Regions from separate parts of the Homo sapiens genome. Here regions 2, 3, 4 and 5 are each linked to region 1. The links are chromatin contacts, found by Hi-C or POLR2A ChIA-PET in ENCODE. All regions are on one chromosome and are shown on one strand. Each heading gives the region's core, a stretch centred on a gene start or an enhancer-like site at or near the end of the contact. The rest is flanking DNA. Distances are from core to core; before and after follow the strand shown.

Region 1 (2,877 bases), core at 176-2,675:
ATTCTAGAGAATTTATTTTTAATAATTTGTTACTAGCTTTAGAAAATAATTTTTTTACTCAAAAATTCACTTAAATAAAATTACATTATCTACATTTTGATTTTTATAGACAACTTTTATAAGAATACTTGCATTATTTAACATTCCATGTGAAAAGAATGTGGTTATTTCTTAATTTTTTCTGTTAAAAATTCCCTGTATGATTGAAGATCTAAGATATAAAGATTATGTTTGTTATTTATAACAGTTATCATTTTTTGAACACATTCTGTGTTCTAGGTTCTTTGCTAAGCATTTTAAGTGTACTATTTCATTATTCCTAATGACAAACTTATGAAGTAAGTATAATCATTAGTGTCATTTTACAGGTGTGGAAATTGAGGCTTAGGATTTTGGAATTATAATTTCTGTAATACTGCCCCTCCTACTTTATTGTAAATAAATAATATCTTGGAAATATGATTTTTGAAAGATGAATGAACATTTTGCCATATAGATCCCTTTACAAGAGAAAAGACAAGTACATTGCAAATTCACCCCGATTCATATTTAGCCCTGAGTATTTGTTTTTTTCAGATCACAAACAACTAAAAACTATGAAACTTACTATGTTTGATAATTACATATTTTACATTAGATATATAACTTACTTAAGTTCAAAACTAAGTCTGGAGAAGGTGGATAAATAAGTCAAAATTAACTTCATTTTAAGGGAAGTTTTACAAGCAATGGTAATAAGTCGCTGAGGAGAATGGACCCCGGCATGTTGGAATCCGTGGTTGCAAGCTGACACTTTGAGGGAATGTTCTTAGCAAAACACTCACTTCAACGGAAATTAGGTCAGCCTTCTGGAACATTTATCATGTATACCTGTCACCAGCAAGACCCAGTCCTTAAAGTGAATTGAGATCACAAGCAATGGTCCCTCCTGCTCTGAGCTGCAAAGGACACTCTAAACCAATAGTTCTACAAATATGTGAGCTTGGCAGACGCTCCCATGAAACTAAAGCCAACACCCATATAGTTGCTCTGGGAATTGAATTCCTTAATGCTTTGTTTATAGAATTTTGAAACAGCAAATGGATTTGGTCTGTTCTGAAAAAACAATCTGTCCTGTGGCTTGTTTGGAATAACATCTAGAGTTGCTATAGAAGGATGGAGGCAGATGACCCATGTCTGATTTGGAAGACAGTTTCGCCAGTTTCTTCTCCTTGTCCTTTATTGTTCAGCCAGGTTGGTTTTTGCCCGACTCAAGGTATTTGCATAGAGGAAAGGCCACCTTCTACCGAAGCTAATTTGATATAGAAACTAGAGTAGTTAGCAAAATCCAGAGCTAAAAGAGTTAGCAAAATCCAGAGTAATAGAAGGTAAGATAGAGTGTATGGTAAAACCAAAACAACGTAAATGAGTCATAACCCAGTGCCCTTTCAGTAATCATATGGCATCATTCTGGTGGTTTCAGAGCAGTGTCAGCAAGTATGGAGTCCTGTGTAGGAATCTGAGAGTGCATCTGTGTCAGTGTACATGTACTTCAGCCCAGTGAATATAATTCATTGAGGGTTTTATGCATGGAAATTACCACATTCACCAGGTAGCCTGTATCTACTGGACTAAGTTACCTTGCCTTGGAAAGGAAGTAATTACTAATCTTTCTCTTGTGTTTATGTTTGGCAAACTACACCTAAAGACTTCACTAAAAAATTGGTAAAATATATATGAAGCTGGTTGAAAAAAAGATGAAATTATACATATGTTTGTGTAGTAGCAGGAATCTTCCATTACATCTCAAGAATGAAAGGAAAAAACTATTAAGAATAGATGTTTCATTTCTGTGTTCATTCATCACAGATATACTGAGTACCCACCATATGTCATACATTGTACAAATGGTAGAATCAGAAAGATGAGAGAAGTAAGATCCCCACTTTAACTGAGTCCTTATTCAAGCTGTGTGTCTGTGTGTGTCTGTCTGTTTGCGAGTGACAGATCCTTAAACAAAAAATAATGATAACCTATGTGAAATGCCCCAGTAGAGGTTATTTTAAAACTCAAGGAGAGAACTCTATAACTTAAAGATATTTTGTCTACAAAAAGGAGCGAAGGTTTTATTCGAAGAAAGAGGAGCCTGTTTTATATGAAAATCCTGAAGATTTGAAGGGGCTGAAGAAGTAGAATGGATATGGAAGAAATCCACCAATGATTTCTTCCTGGAAGAATTAAACACACACACACACACACACACACACACACACACACACACACACACCAACTTTCATGATCACACTCTATTAAGCCAGGACCAGGAAACAATTTCTAATCAGCACTCTGATCTGGGCAGAGATTGTGCAGTCTTTTATACCAGGCCTCAGATCTGTGTTCTCTATTCACACATGCTCACTTCCAGCTGTTGTCATTGAAATCTCACATAATCTTCCAAGGTCAAAGGGCAGTCACCCATGGCTGCTGCAGTTAAAAGGTTATGCTGATTTCTGTTGTCAAATATTGGCCCTTTTCTCTTCCAACCACTCCCATTCTACTTCTTTTTTTTTTTTAAACAAGAAAAATCCAGCCTAGAATTGCATTACATGACTTTAAAGTCTTAAAAGTGTTCCTCCATTGTGCTAACACGACATGGCCTGAACAGTCTAATTCATTCTGTTACATTTCACAAAGAATTTTCTGGTACTTCTAAAATACTTTGTGCTAGGCCAGCAAACTTCAAAGTATTGTGACCCACATGATTGTGGCCTGCCATAGTATCTGCAGAAGTGAATAATACAGGTTCCACAATTTAATAAACATGGTGAATTTTGGCATCGATAACTAATTACTGGGTAAATGAGCAAGAATTACACAAAAAATGACTTTTGAAAAGAT
Region 2 (2,877 bases), core at 132-2,631, 420 kb before region 1:
AAAACACCATCTGGTATTTGGGAATGCACTGTGAGTTGGGAACGTGAGAAGAGATATTCTTTGCCACTTTGCTTGGGACCCAGCCATTAGCAGTGTAATTGCCAAGAAAAGGTGACAGGCTCCAGGCTTAAAACAAGTGGGTTCCTCCCCCACCAACCCCCTTCGCCTATTAACTCTTGTGAGTCCTAAGCCAAATTAAAAAGGACTCTGAGGACAGAGCAATGGAGAACAAAAAGAAAAGAAAAGAAGAAAAAGAAAGAAAAAGAACAACAGAATCTAATGAAAAATAGAGAAAAATATCTGCTGCATTGTTGTCATCATTGTTTTGTGAAGACAGTAGAATAAGAGGAAGTAAAATGAGTCCGATACAGGAGGGTGCGAACTGGGGATCAGGTTAATTGTGCTTTAAAGTTATGGGGTCTTTCAGTGGATTTGCATGATGAGAGTTTTAGTCCAAAGCCTGTTTCAAAATCCTCATTAGTTTTCTCTAATCCACCTAAAATTATGAAGGCCTGGATTGTGAAGGTCATCTGTGATGATTCAACCCTGTTTAATTTCATGGGGGTTTGCACCCACTTCTCTATATGAAAAAGAGAATTAATAATTTTGAATTGTCTTCTCTATCGACAATTTTGGGGACTGTCATGGGAGAGAAACAAAGAAATGCAGACTGTACACTTTTATGTACTTTGCTTAACCAATTTGAAATGAAAGCAGTTTTTTTTGTTTTTTTTGTTTTTGTTTTTTTTTTGTTTTTTTGCATCCTGTGTACCAAGGAAAAGGAGTTAAGTGACTGGACAGAAATCAGAAAGAGGACTTCTTAGCAGGAGATAAAAATAAGGAAACAGCAGGAAAAAAAAAAGCATTTAAACCTCTCATAGCTATACTCAATCTGGCATTCACAACCTGAGTCTGTATCAGTTTGAAACTACAAAAATAGTTTACAAGGGTCACAGTCATTTTTTTCTACTCAGTGTGTCAGAAGTTGGGATGTGCGACCCAGAACTGCCATTCCATTACACAGAATAAAATGATATCTGGTGGGTGGATCGAAAGCTTGCCAAAGAAGACACAGTGAAAGCTAACCCTCTCAGTCTAGCTCCTGTTTTTAAATATTTATATCTCTGGCAGACTTTTTGGGGGTAGAGGAAACTGAAAGCTCTTTTGCTATCTGTCATTTCACCCAGGCAAATGAGAGAGAGTCTCACGACTTGATTTTCCTCGAGTTTGGCACCAGGAACAGGCGATGGCGTTTCTTTGGGATGGTGAATTTCTCTTTGTGGAAAAGTGGCCGGGACCAAGGATTTTTACAAGAGCCAACAGCCACTTTCCATACCCGCTTGGGGCAGGGCCAACTTCCCATTAGCACTGCTGTTACAGATCGGGCCTGCTTTGCAGCCGGCCAGTGCCAACTGTGGTCATGGCCTGTTAGGAAACCTACGAGGAAAGCCACCGTGAGCCTGGGGTGGTGGGAAGTGTATCGCTCTAGATCCTGGGCAATCTGGCTCACTAGCTTGCCTCTCTCGTGAATTCTCTCTGTGATCATTAGTTTTCTTCTTTTCCTCCATCCAACTCTTAATTCCCTTCCCCAAGGAATCGGTCTCCAAAGTCAATTGACTGCTGCTTTCTTCTCTGCCTCACCATCATCTATGCCCCTTCCTTAGTTCAGGGACTAGAATATTGCATTAACCTTCTAACTTTGTAGGGCAATACTGTAGTGTGTATAGCAGTGGTGAGGAGCAGGGGCTTTAGAATCCAATAGACCTGCATCTTAATCATGACTAGGCTACCTCCTCATCGTGGCCTCTGCCACAAAATAGGAGAATAGCTTATTTCTAGCAGGAATGTTGCATGGACTGCATGAAACAGTCAGGAGAGGATCTAGGACACTAGCAGTCACCTAGTGAGCACTCAGAATACTACAATTGTTCTTAACATAATCGACTAATGCATCCAGTTACATCAGAGAGCCTTTTAATGCATCCCTTTTCAGTACCAAGTATCGTGTTATGCTAAGGATGCAGATAGATAAGATGCAGAACCTGCCCTCAGGGAGTTCTCCATTGAGAGACAAATTCATCAACTAAAAAATCTCTGTAGCTTTCTTCCGCTACTCACATGCTTTTTAATTTCCAATTTTTATAAGATTTTTTACAGCATTGTTTGGCAATAACAAAAACAACAACTGTAATAGTAGCGACCACTGACCTGACCTTTCCCATGGGCCAGGCCCTATAATGATACATCTGCATCTATTACCTATTTTGTTCTTCAGATATATGCTACCAATCATGATTAGCAAAAGAAAAGCTGGGGAACTGGACACACTAAGTAACTGTCCTGGGAATACACAGCTGTGATACGTGTGAACCAATGAAGAACAGGAATCATTTCTTTTTGTGTTCTTAGTTGGACAGATGAACCTGATTCAAAATTCCAGGATTCTATTCTGATACTGACAGTGGCTAGCTTGTTTCAGCCATAGGGACCATAAAAAGTATTCTTTCACCAATTTTTTAGCATGTACTATATGCTTTTTGATGCTCTGCTAGACACACAAATGATTCAACATAAACTCTCCCCTTAAGAAGAATAAGGACAGTGGAAGGGTAACAGGATGCATTAGAGCATTTCAGGAGATGGTGTTTCTCTACTCCAGCTAGGACTGGCCCAGAAGAGACTATCAGAAAGGGTTTGAAGTATGAGTGATAACGAATGTGCAGAAATGATGAGGAGAGGTGTTCCAGGTGGAGAGAAACATATGAGCAGAGGCTCGTAGATAGGAATGAGTCAGGTGTGTGCTGATAAGAGTTCAGGGCTCTTGCAACAGACCCAAGTTAATGAGGACATGAACTTGGACAGTGTCAGGACTGAGGG
Region 3 (2,877 bases), core at 1-2,500, 410 kb after region 1:
GAGGCTGCTAGTTTGTCCAAGTCAATAAGCATATGTACAAATATACTTTTAGTATTGCTAAGTAATACTTGAGGCAGGAGGATCACTGGAGCCCAGGAGTTTGGGAAGAACAGCCTGGGCAACATAACGAGAAGTCTGTCTCTACAAATAATATAATAATACATAAACATTACAATAAACCTTTAAATTTGCCCCATAATTATCCACGTTTTTACTCATGAGAAAACAGAGTTCAAATAGGTCACCCAAGGTTGCAAAGTGCAACAGAAATTTATCCACTGAGTCCCCACGCGGTGGTTCATGGTGAGGGGGATGCGGATCGCTTGAGACCAGGAGTTCAAGACCAGCCTGGCCAACATGGCGTAAACCCCGTCTCTACTAAAAATACAAAAATTACCCGGGTGTGGTGGCGCATGCCTGTAGTCCCAGCTACTCAGGAGGCTGAGGCAGGAGAATTGACTGAACCCGGGAGGCGGAGGCTGCAGTGAGCTGAGATCGTGCCACTGTACTCCAGCCAGGGCGACAGAGTAAGACCCTGTCTCAAAAAAAGAAAACAGAAAGAAATTTGTCTGGCAGTCTACCATCTCATGAAGTTTGAAGATGACATGAGGTAATATGCATAATATACATAAAGTTAATGATAAATGGGCAACACATTGGCTAGATCGTTATTACTTGTCTTCCCCCTAGGAAGAGTTGGCAAACATTTCCAGGGTAAGAGACTATCCATCTTTGTATTACTAGTGTCTAGAACGGGGCCTGGCATACTTCAGGATCTACATGTTTTACTGAACAAGTAAGCACACTGATAAAAAAGAAAAAAAAAGTGGATCAGAAGAGGAAGCGCCAATGACTAGTAAAATCATAAGGAAATCACAAAGGGTGGCCTCTGGCCCTCCCATCTCCACAACTCTGTTCACCTTCAGGGATCCTTCAGTCATTAGAAGCCACAGATCAGATTATCGTTTTCACTCAGTACAGCCCTAGCCAGTCCTGACGGCAGCGACCCACCTGCGACCCCAACTCTACCTCGCCTCCATGGGGGGGTGTTCTCCACAGAGGATATTGTCCCACTTTGAGGTCCTCGCACTTAAGCGACTCCTCGCCCCCGGCGGAGGTGGCAACAGCCCCCCAGGGTCCTGTAGTGACTGAGACGAACCACAGGACACCAACGAGTCTGGCCGTCACGGCCTCCGGAGCAGACGGACCAGACGGCCAGGCGGCCGCCATCTTGGAGACCGACACTTTCTCGCCACTTCCGCTTCCGCCTCCGCCCAGGAGCGGGAGGGAGAAGGGCAACAGGGCGAGGTTCTTAAAGGGACCTCGCATAGGATAGAGGCCAGTTCCGTCTCTTCGCGTGTTCTTCTGCCCGTGAGCCCGTGGAATCACATTGGGAGACCCTTTTAAAATATGCATGTACCCAGTCCCTCGAGGCGAATTTTCCCCCACGAACCCTTGGAAGGAGCTAAGGTTAATCTTTGAGTGCTGGAGGAAGGAAACGAGTGGTTTAGGCAATCAGGTGCTTCACCCGCTTCTCATTCCCGCGCCCTTAGCTGAGGCTTCTCGGTCCTCTGAAAGTGCCAGCGGCGTCAGAGGTTGGAATCAATGCTTTCCTGACATCATCGCAGTTAGCCCTGATAGGTTTTGGGTTTACAGATAAGGAACAAGGCTCAAAGACGCTGAAACACACTGACCTTAATCACTAAGTGACTCAGTCGGAATGAAATTGATGTTTGCCAGATTTCAGATCTATGCTCTTACTAATTGACATAATGTCCTCCTGTAACTTTAGAGAAGGATTTTGGAAGGCTGCCACGAACAGAACTTAAAAACTGTGAGAGACATTACGCCTTTTAAAAAAAAAAAGTGACAATTTAGGTGGGGGATAATTTGGGGGGTGGAAACTGTAACAAGAGGAAACCAAATAGTTTATGATTAAGTGAAAAGTTGAAGATTTTTTTTCCTCCATCTGTTGTTTTTAAATTTCTATATGTTCTAAAAGTTCTGTGGTGGGGAACTTTAACAGTGAGGAAAAAATGTTTTCGTAAAGTTAAGTTTAATCTTTTTTTTGTCTAACAATATAAAAATTTGAACTTGAGTGGTGCTTCTTCATCCATACTTTAGCACTAACTTTGGTGGTTCTCAAACTTTGAATAGCATCTGAATCACCTGTAGTAGTTATTAAAACAGAATGATAGAACCGGCACTCAGAGTTTCTGATACAAAAGATGTAGGGAGGGACTGGATAATTTCCATTTCTAGGAGATCCCAAGGGATGTGGGTGTTGCTAGTCCAGGGACCCCCACTTTGAGAACACTGGTATAATGTTTTACGAGAAGTAAATTTTTTTTTTTAAGATGGAATCTCTCTCTGCCACCCAGGCTGGAGTACAGTGGCAGAATCTCAGCTCACTGCAACCTCTGCCTTCTGGTTCAAGTGATTCGCCTGCCTCAACCTCCTGAGTAGCTGGGACTGCACGCGTGCGCCACCACGCTCAGCTAATTTTTGTATTTTTAGTAAAGACAGGGTTTCACCATTTTGGCCAGGCTGGTCTCGAACTCCTGGCCTAAGTGATCTGCCCGCCTCTGCCTCCTAAAGTGCTGGGATTTCAGGTGTGAGGCCACACTGTGCCTGGCCTCATTTTGGAATATATATTCTGGAAGACATACAACTATTTGAAGTAATATTTAAACATAAACTACGTTTTTAAATTTTCTTTTTTTGAGGTGGAGTTTCACTGTTGTTGCCCAGGCTGGACTGCAATGGCATGATCTCGGCTCACTGCAACCTCCGCCTCCCAGGTTCAAGCTATTCTCCTGTCTCAGCATCCGGAAAGGCTGGGATTACGGCGCCCACTACCAGCCCAGCTAATTTTTG
Region 4 (2,877 bases), core at 104-2,603, 320 kb after region 1:
AAACCAACAAGAACCTCTTGATGTGACTACTGCCTGAGTATTGCAGTGTTCGTGGGAGCTTTAAGTTTACCTATCCAGATGGGAGAACCTCTTTCCCGAAATTCATAAGCAGTCCCACAACTCCGCCAATGCTACAGGACCCAGCTTTCTGAGGCACCTAGAAAGACATGGCAGTGGCCCAAGGTGATGCTTAGGTGGGCTGGCGAATGCACACAATAGAATGTCTGTCTGTGACATTTAATCTCACTCTGGCAAACTGGTGCAGCTGCCCTTGTACAACAAACGGGAAGGCACAGTGAGTGACCACCACCAAAAACAAACAAAACAAGTGTGTGCGTGCGTGTGAGCTTTAAAATTTAATAGCTATTCAGACAGTCCTTAGAGAAGGAATTGGCAGCTTCGGCCTCCAAGACTGCTCCCCCACCTGTCTCCAGGCACTGCAAACACAGCTGTGTAAGAAGGAGACAGTCAACGCTTCCAAGGAAAGAAATAGTGCAGTCTTGGGGGTGGGGTGATGATGAGAGCACCTTTCTCACAAACCCACGTGGGACAGGGCCTTGTCTAGCAACCGCAAAAATAATCGAGCAGGACGTGGTCAATCAAGCTCTTTATAAAACCTCATGTTAAGTAAAATCATTCAAGATCCAACTCAATGGCCACCTTAAACCCATGTTTTAAAAGCATGAGACAGAGCACACAATTCATGCTCAAAGGAGAACGAGGTAGCATGCATGCTGGCAAGACGCGCATTCAGGTTTGCTCCCGGTATCAAGATGAGACGTAAAGACGATTTATGCACTGTCATAGAACTTGTAGTTCCTCACACAAAACACAGAACTTCCTGGGAAAGTGCCTAGAAACTTCTTTATCTGTATTTCCCCAGGCTGCAAAGTGCACACATTTTTAAAGTTCAACTCTTAAAAAAAAAAAAAAGTCAGCAGAGGCAAGATTTCAACAGACGCCGGTCCAAATGTTAGCAATTCTAGAGTGGTCAGGGGTTTGCCGCTCCCAAAAGTAAGGGGGAAATTAGAAGAAGGAAAGAAGTCGTTTTCGAAGACGAAAACCAAAGCAAGGAGGTATTTTTGGTATCATTTTAATCACAAAATAGCACGAATGCGGTCTGTGCCTGTGCGCTACCCAAACGTCGATTTGAATACCACTGAACGCTAGTTTGAAAATTTCCATTTTTGTAATTTGCTTTCTTTTGTTAAGCCAAGACTTGAGAGAAACCTGGCAGCCGTCTCTAAGTCTGGCACGATTTCACCTCAGACGCACTCGGTTGGTTTGGATGTTGAGGGAGACCGCACATGAGAGAGGGAGAAGGAGGAAAAGAGAGCTGGAGAGCAAACCTACCGCTCGGCGGCCGCCGCAGAGAGCAGGCCCAGGGCTTCTCAGCCGGGGGATCTGGCTCCACCTACAGGAATCAGAAGGCAAACCTAGTAGACGCCTCGGCGTCTGCAGGAACCCGGTGGGGGCTGGGGGAACTTTGATAATTGCCTAGAGAATTTCCTAGCCAGTAGGAATGGGGGTCGGTAGAAGTGGTAAGGATTGGGAAGCAGGGATTTCCATGACCAGATTACCCACAGTCATATCAGATTCAGCGATTCTTATTTGGAGGAGAAAAGGTATCATGTCACCTCCTATGACCTAGGAATTTTAACTGGTTCCAGGTAAACCCCATTTGAAAGCAAAGGCAGCACCTGGTCCCAGGACAGGCCCAGCACATAGCATGCTCAGGCAATAACATTTGAATGAATGAATGAATGAATGAATGAACTGAATAATCCAATCTATCAAATAACAGAAACCTAATATGATAAAAAGAAAACCAACCCCCAACCCCAACACTGTTTTTCAGGTATATGTATGAGTTGTCAGGCATTTTTGATGGCTAGTAATTACTACAAAAATCCTGCACCATGTAGGCTAGTCGTGTTCCACCTCCGATGTGCCAGAGCAGTGATTGAGTACCACCGATTTCATCCCATGCCCTCATTTGCCAACGAATAAACAGAAGCTTGAAGAGGTTAAATGCCTTTTCCCAGGTCAACCAGTTTGTTGGTGACAGAACTGGTTTGGGGCTAAATTTTCCTGACCTGTCTGGTATTTGTTTTCTAAGGGCAGGAGACTCATTTTGCATTGGCCTGCTGGATGCCCTCAGCCGATTAGCTCTCACAGGAGGAAGTTAGCTTCCCCCACCCACCTGTTGGCCTGTCCCTGGGCTTCTGCCCCAGCTTCTGCTCTGGGCCACAGCCTCTGCTCATGCTGCTCTACTCCAAAAATCAAACGCTGCCTGGAGCTAATGCCAATGGTTGCTAAACTTATGAATTCATTTCCTAAAGCCTGAGGGACAGAATCTTTGAGCCTGTGGTTTAGTAAGCTACAAACAGGCAGGTGCTTTGTTTTGGCAACACAGGTGTCTTATATACAATATCTCCTCCATCTATTTACCCAAAGCACTTAATAAGCAGTTACTGAGTTTCCCAATGATAGTTATAGAAGAAGATGTTATTTACCAATTGAAAAGGAATTTTTGCCGTAGGCAGTTAGCACTCAGTTTCCAGATGAAAAGGTGAAGATCCTTCTGGGAAGTGAGATGCTGTGTGCATTATGTGAGATGAATATGATCCAGGGAAAGATAGCAATTAAGCAGATCCAGATTCTTTTTTTTTTTTTTTTTTTTTTTGAGATGGAATTTCACTGTTGTTGCCCAGGCTTGAGTATAATGGCGCAATCTCGGCTCACCACAGCCTCCACCTCCCGGATTCAAGTGATTCTCCTGATTCAGCCTCCAGAGCAGCTGGGATTAGAGGCACCTGCCACCATGCCCGGCTAATTTTGTATTTTTAGTAGAGACGGGGTTTCTCCATGTTGGTC
Region 5 (2,877 bases), core at 182-2,681, 270 kb before region 1:
GCATGGTGGCGCGTGTCTGTAGTTCCAGCTACTCAGGAGGCTGAGGCAGGAGAATTGTTTGAGCCAGGGAGGCAGAGGTTGCAGTGAGCCGTGACCGCGCTATTGCACTCCAGCCTGGGAAACAGAGAGAGATTCCGACTCAAAATAAATAAATAAATAATTAAAAACTATTTTTAAAAAAGAAATAGGTGAAAATTCCTTAGAAGGCACCTACAGCTTCTTACCTACATCATCTCATTAAATTCTCACAATGACTCTATCAGACAGGTACCACTATTCCCTCTTTTGAGGGATGAGGAAACAGAGACTCAGGGAGATAAAGTAACTTGCCCAAGGTTACACAGCTATTCTCAAGGAAACGTAGTGCATCCCATGAAAATAGCCTGGAGTCGAGATACTGGAGTCAAAGTGCAGCCAAAATTGTCAGGGTGCAACCTGCCTGTCCAATCAGAGCTGCTACTTCTTTGATACTGGAATCCCCCAATTCCTGAAATTAACACCCAGTTCTCCACTCCCCAAAAGCACACGCTGAGTGCCCTCAGGGCTCTTGCTGTTGCCAACGGACCTATAACTCGGTACAGGCTCAGGCAGCTGAGAGGAGGCTGTGGACACAACAGGCCTTGCTAGGCTTGCTGGGACGGGGCCACATTACTTTGCAGGCGCGTCTTTCTCCTGCCTGCTATCTAGAGCTCGCCTGTAGGTGGCGCCCTGCTTCGCTCAGGGGAATTTGGAGGGCGAGGACACGGGTCACCAGCTGCCTCCCCTGAAGGCCAATTTAAGTTGTCCCCTGGCTTGAACTGAGCGCAGGAACCTCGGTGATGGGGACATGCCCCCCTCCCCGCGCGCTCTTCCTCTCCCAGCCCCCCTGCCCTCCCCTCTCCAGGGGCTGGCGGGCCCGCGCTTCCTCCGAGGTCGGGCTACGCGGCGCGATCTCCAAGCGCTGGGGCCGAGCTTGGCGCTCCGGGGCGGCGCTTCGGTCCCCGACCCTCGGGCCGGCCCGCTGGCCCCCACTCCGCTTCCTCCCGGCACCCGCTTCGCCGGCAGCTGTAGCGGAGGTGGAGGGATGGGGGACTGTGACCCCCGTGAGTGCCGGCGGGGCGGGGCAGCTTTAAAAACTTCTGAAAGGCCTGGTTCAAAGCCTCAAAGGATAGAACTTGGGCCGGAAGGCGGTTTCCACGGAGGGGCCTAAAAGGGGGCTGGGGGTGCACCTGCAGGGCCAGGAGCTGCGGCTTGGGAAGGGGGGCCCGGTCACCGCGAGCGCCGCAGTCCCCGCCCCGCACTCGCCGCCCCTTGGAGCCGCCGCGGCCCCGCCCGGGCCCTGCGCTTTCATCCTCCCCACGGGACAGCGGCCGCGCGGGGCGGGGGCGGCTCTGGCCGGCGCGCTCCCGGCGGGGTCTTCCTTCCCTCCGGCCCCTCCCTGGGAACCCGAGATTTCGCCGCAGAGCTGAACTCCCAGATTTTAACCCCAACCCCCCCGGGCGGGAGGCCGCGGAGAACCGGGAGTCGCGACCGAGGAAGCGTCCCCAGTCACCTCCTAGCCCCCCACACAGAGCCCCGGGGAGGGTGAGGAGGAGGAAGAGCGGGAGGAAGACCCGCGCCGGTGGGTGGGGGCAGGGAGGGGGCGTCCGGGGTCGCAGGGCGGCGCTCCGGAGAGTGGCCCCGGCGGCGTCCGGAGTCGCTGCGGCCGCCGTGCCACCTCGGGCAGGTGGGGGGGGGAATGCGCGGCCGCCGCCAACCAGGGTCGCTCCGCCGTAGACGCCGAGCAGACGCGGTCCGGCGCTCGGCCGGAGAGCCGGCTAAGGGGCTTTTCATTAGCACCGCATTAGGAGGACACTCATCCTCCAGAGTCCTTCCCGTGGAAGCTCTTGAGTGAATTAGGTAAATGATTTGCTCCATTTGTAGTTTCTGAAGATATTTTCTCAGATCTTCAATCGAGCGCTTTAGCCGGGGAGCATATCTGTGGGGGCCTCCTTCCCACTACCTAGGGTCTCACTCGGTGACAATTGCTGAGTCAGTGAGGACGTGTGGGGAAAGGTAAAAGTGGAATTGAGCAAAGCTGAGTAATTTAGCTAAGGAAGAGAAATCGCTACTGAAAATAGAATAGTTTAAAAATAAACTACATAAAGTTTATTCTTTTGCTTGGAGTCCTGCTCCTTGATCCGAGAAGGTAAAATCCATCAGAGTTGGGAGTTCCCTCCCCCCCATTAGCATTTATTACACTTTTTCAAAGTTACTGAAAGACTTCTTTTAGTGAATTTTAAGAAGCAATCGTGGTTGACATTACAGGCATCAAAGGTTTGGGGAACAGATGGGTAAACTTCCGAAGAGCTTAGTTGCAACACTAGCTCTCAAATTTAGTGTCAACTTTTATTTTAAAAAATAAAATAGGGTGGTGTTTTTATTAAACTTTTATATTTCAAGAGGTAGAGAACACCGAAGAGGAAAGAGACTGAAGGGAAAGTAGGGTGTTGGAAACAAAAAGAGAAAGGCGAGATTGACTGTAACATTCTGGTCTTCAACGAGTCCCAAGTTGGAATCCTAAAGCACTGCATATTTCTGGTAGCGTTAACTCTAACTGGAATATTGGCGGGCCTGGTCTCTAAGTGCGTCCTAAGAAAAAACAGATTTAAGCAAAATGGTTTTTTCCCTTTTGTGAAGGGAAAAAATTTAAGCACTTGCTTCATGCGGTAGCCCCAGCGGAAAAGCGAGCCCTCCCGCTCCCGGTGGCCTGAACTGAATTTGCTGCTTTAAAATCGGCAGGTGTGCCCAGCGTTCCCAGCGCTGCAGCCGGGACCTGATGAGTAAGAGTAAGAGGGCTCAACCGCAGGACATCACATGCCGGGTACCTAACGTCGGCATTTAAGCAGACAGGGACTA

Evidence for each region. Hi-C counts contacts between places; a loop is a spot of excess contacts on that map. ChIA-PET counts read pairs that join two places held with the same protein, here RNA polymerase II (POLR2A). Pooled maps may share reads with other maps.
Region 2: a pooled map shows a loop between it and region 1 (10-fold over the local background). The contact joins two enhancer-like sites. A Hi-C loop is called at or near these places in 9 of 50 pooled maps. POLR2A ChIA-PET finds 5 or more read pairs at or near these places in 2 of 52 experiments (OCI-LY7 and activated CD4-positive, alpha-beta T cell).
Region 3: a loop to region 1 is called in a pooled map, with 7 times the contacts of the local background. The contact joins the promoter of TM2D1 here to the enhancer-like site in region 1. A Hi-C loop is called at or near these places in 2 of 37 single-sample maps with no recorded cell type and 9 of 50 pooled maps.
Region 4: a loop to region 1 is called in a map of PC-3, with 2.3 times the contacts of the local background. The contact joins two enhancer-like sites. A Hi-C loop is called at or near these places in 2 of 168 maps with a recorded cell type or tissue (PC-3 and vagina) and 1 of 50 pooled maps.
Region 5: a loop to region 1 is called in a map of prostate gland, with 3 times the contacts of the local background. The contact joins two enhancer-like sites. A Hi-C loop is called at or near these places in 3 of 168 maps with a recorded cell type or tissue (CD4-positive, alpha-beta memory T cell, K562 and prostate gland), 4 of 37 single-sample maps with no recorded cell type and 14 of 50 pooled maps. POLR2A ChIA-PET finds 5 or more read pairs at or near these places in 9 of 52 experiments (BJ, MCF 10A, PC-9 and 5 more).

The regions. Positions count from the first base shown.
Region 1 is chr1:61,317,571-61,320,447 of GRCh38, forward strand. The region is part of intron 3 of NFIA (nuclear factor I A); the gene reads left to right. Among named protein-coding and RNA genes, the nearest start is that of NFIA-AS1, 65 kb to the left of the region's middle. Within about 2 kb of position 1,426, at least 13 of the 41 ENCODE cell types and tissues checked have a DNase peak (open chromatin) inside an H3K27ac peak, as active enhancers do.
Region 2 is chr1:60,895,815-60,898,691 of GRCh38, forward strand. The region is part of intron 2 of LOC105378764 (a long non-coding RNA gene); the gene reads right to left. Among named protein-coding and RNA genes, the nearest start is that of NFIA-AS2, 73 kb to the right of the region's middle. Within about 2 kb of position 1,382, at least 3 of the 41 ENCODE cell types and tissues checked have a DNase peak (open chromatin) inside an H3K27ac peak, as active enhancers do.
Region 3 is chr1:61,723,891-61,726,767 of GRCh38, forward strand. It overlaps TM2D1 (TM2 domain containing 1), which reads right to left and starts at 1,251. Exons shown (of 7, transcript NM_032027.3): 1 at 1,067-1,251. The coding sequence starts at 1,230. RefSeq lists enhancers at 553-1,240, 697-1,896, 933-1,592, 1,241-1,926.
Region 4 is chr1:61,640,503-61,643,379 of GRCh38, forward strand. The region is part of intron 2 of LOC107984964 (a long non-coding RNA gene); the gene reads left to right. Among named protein-coding and RNA genes, the nearest start is that of TM2D1, 83 kb to the right of the region's middle. RefSeq lists enhancers at 1,202-1,251, 1,462-1,511. Within about 2 kb of position 1,354, at least 22 of the 41 ENCODE cell types and tissues checked have a DNase peak (open chromatin) inside an H3K27ac peak, as active enhancers do.
Region 5 is chr1:61,049,365-61,052,241 of GRCh38, forward strand. No RefSeq gene overlaps it. Among named protein-coding and RNA genes, the nearest start is that of NFIA, 32 kb to the right of the region's middle. Within about 2 kb of position 1,432, at least 28 of the 41 ENCODE cell types and tissues checked have a DNase peak (open chromatin) inside an H3K27ac peak, as active enhancers do.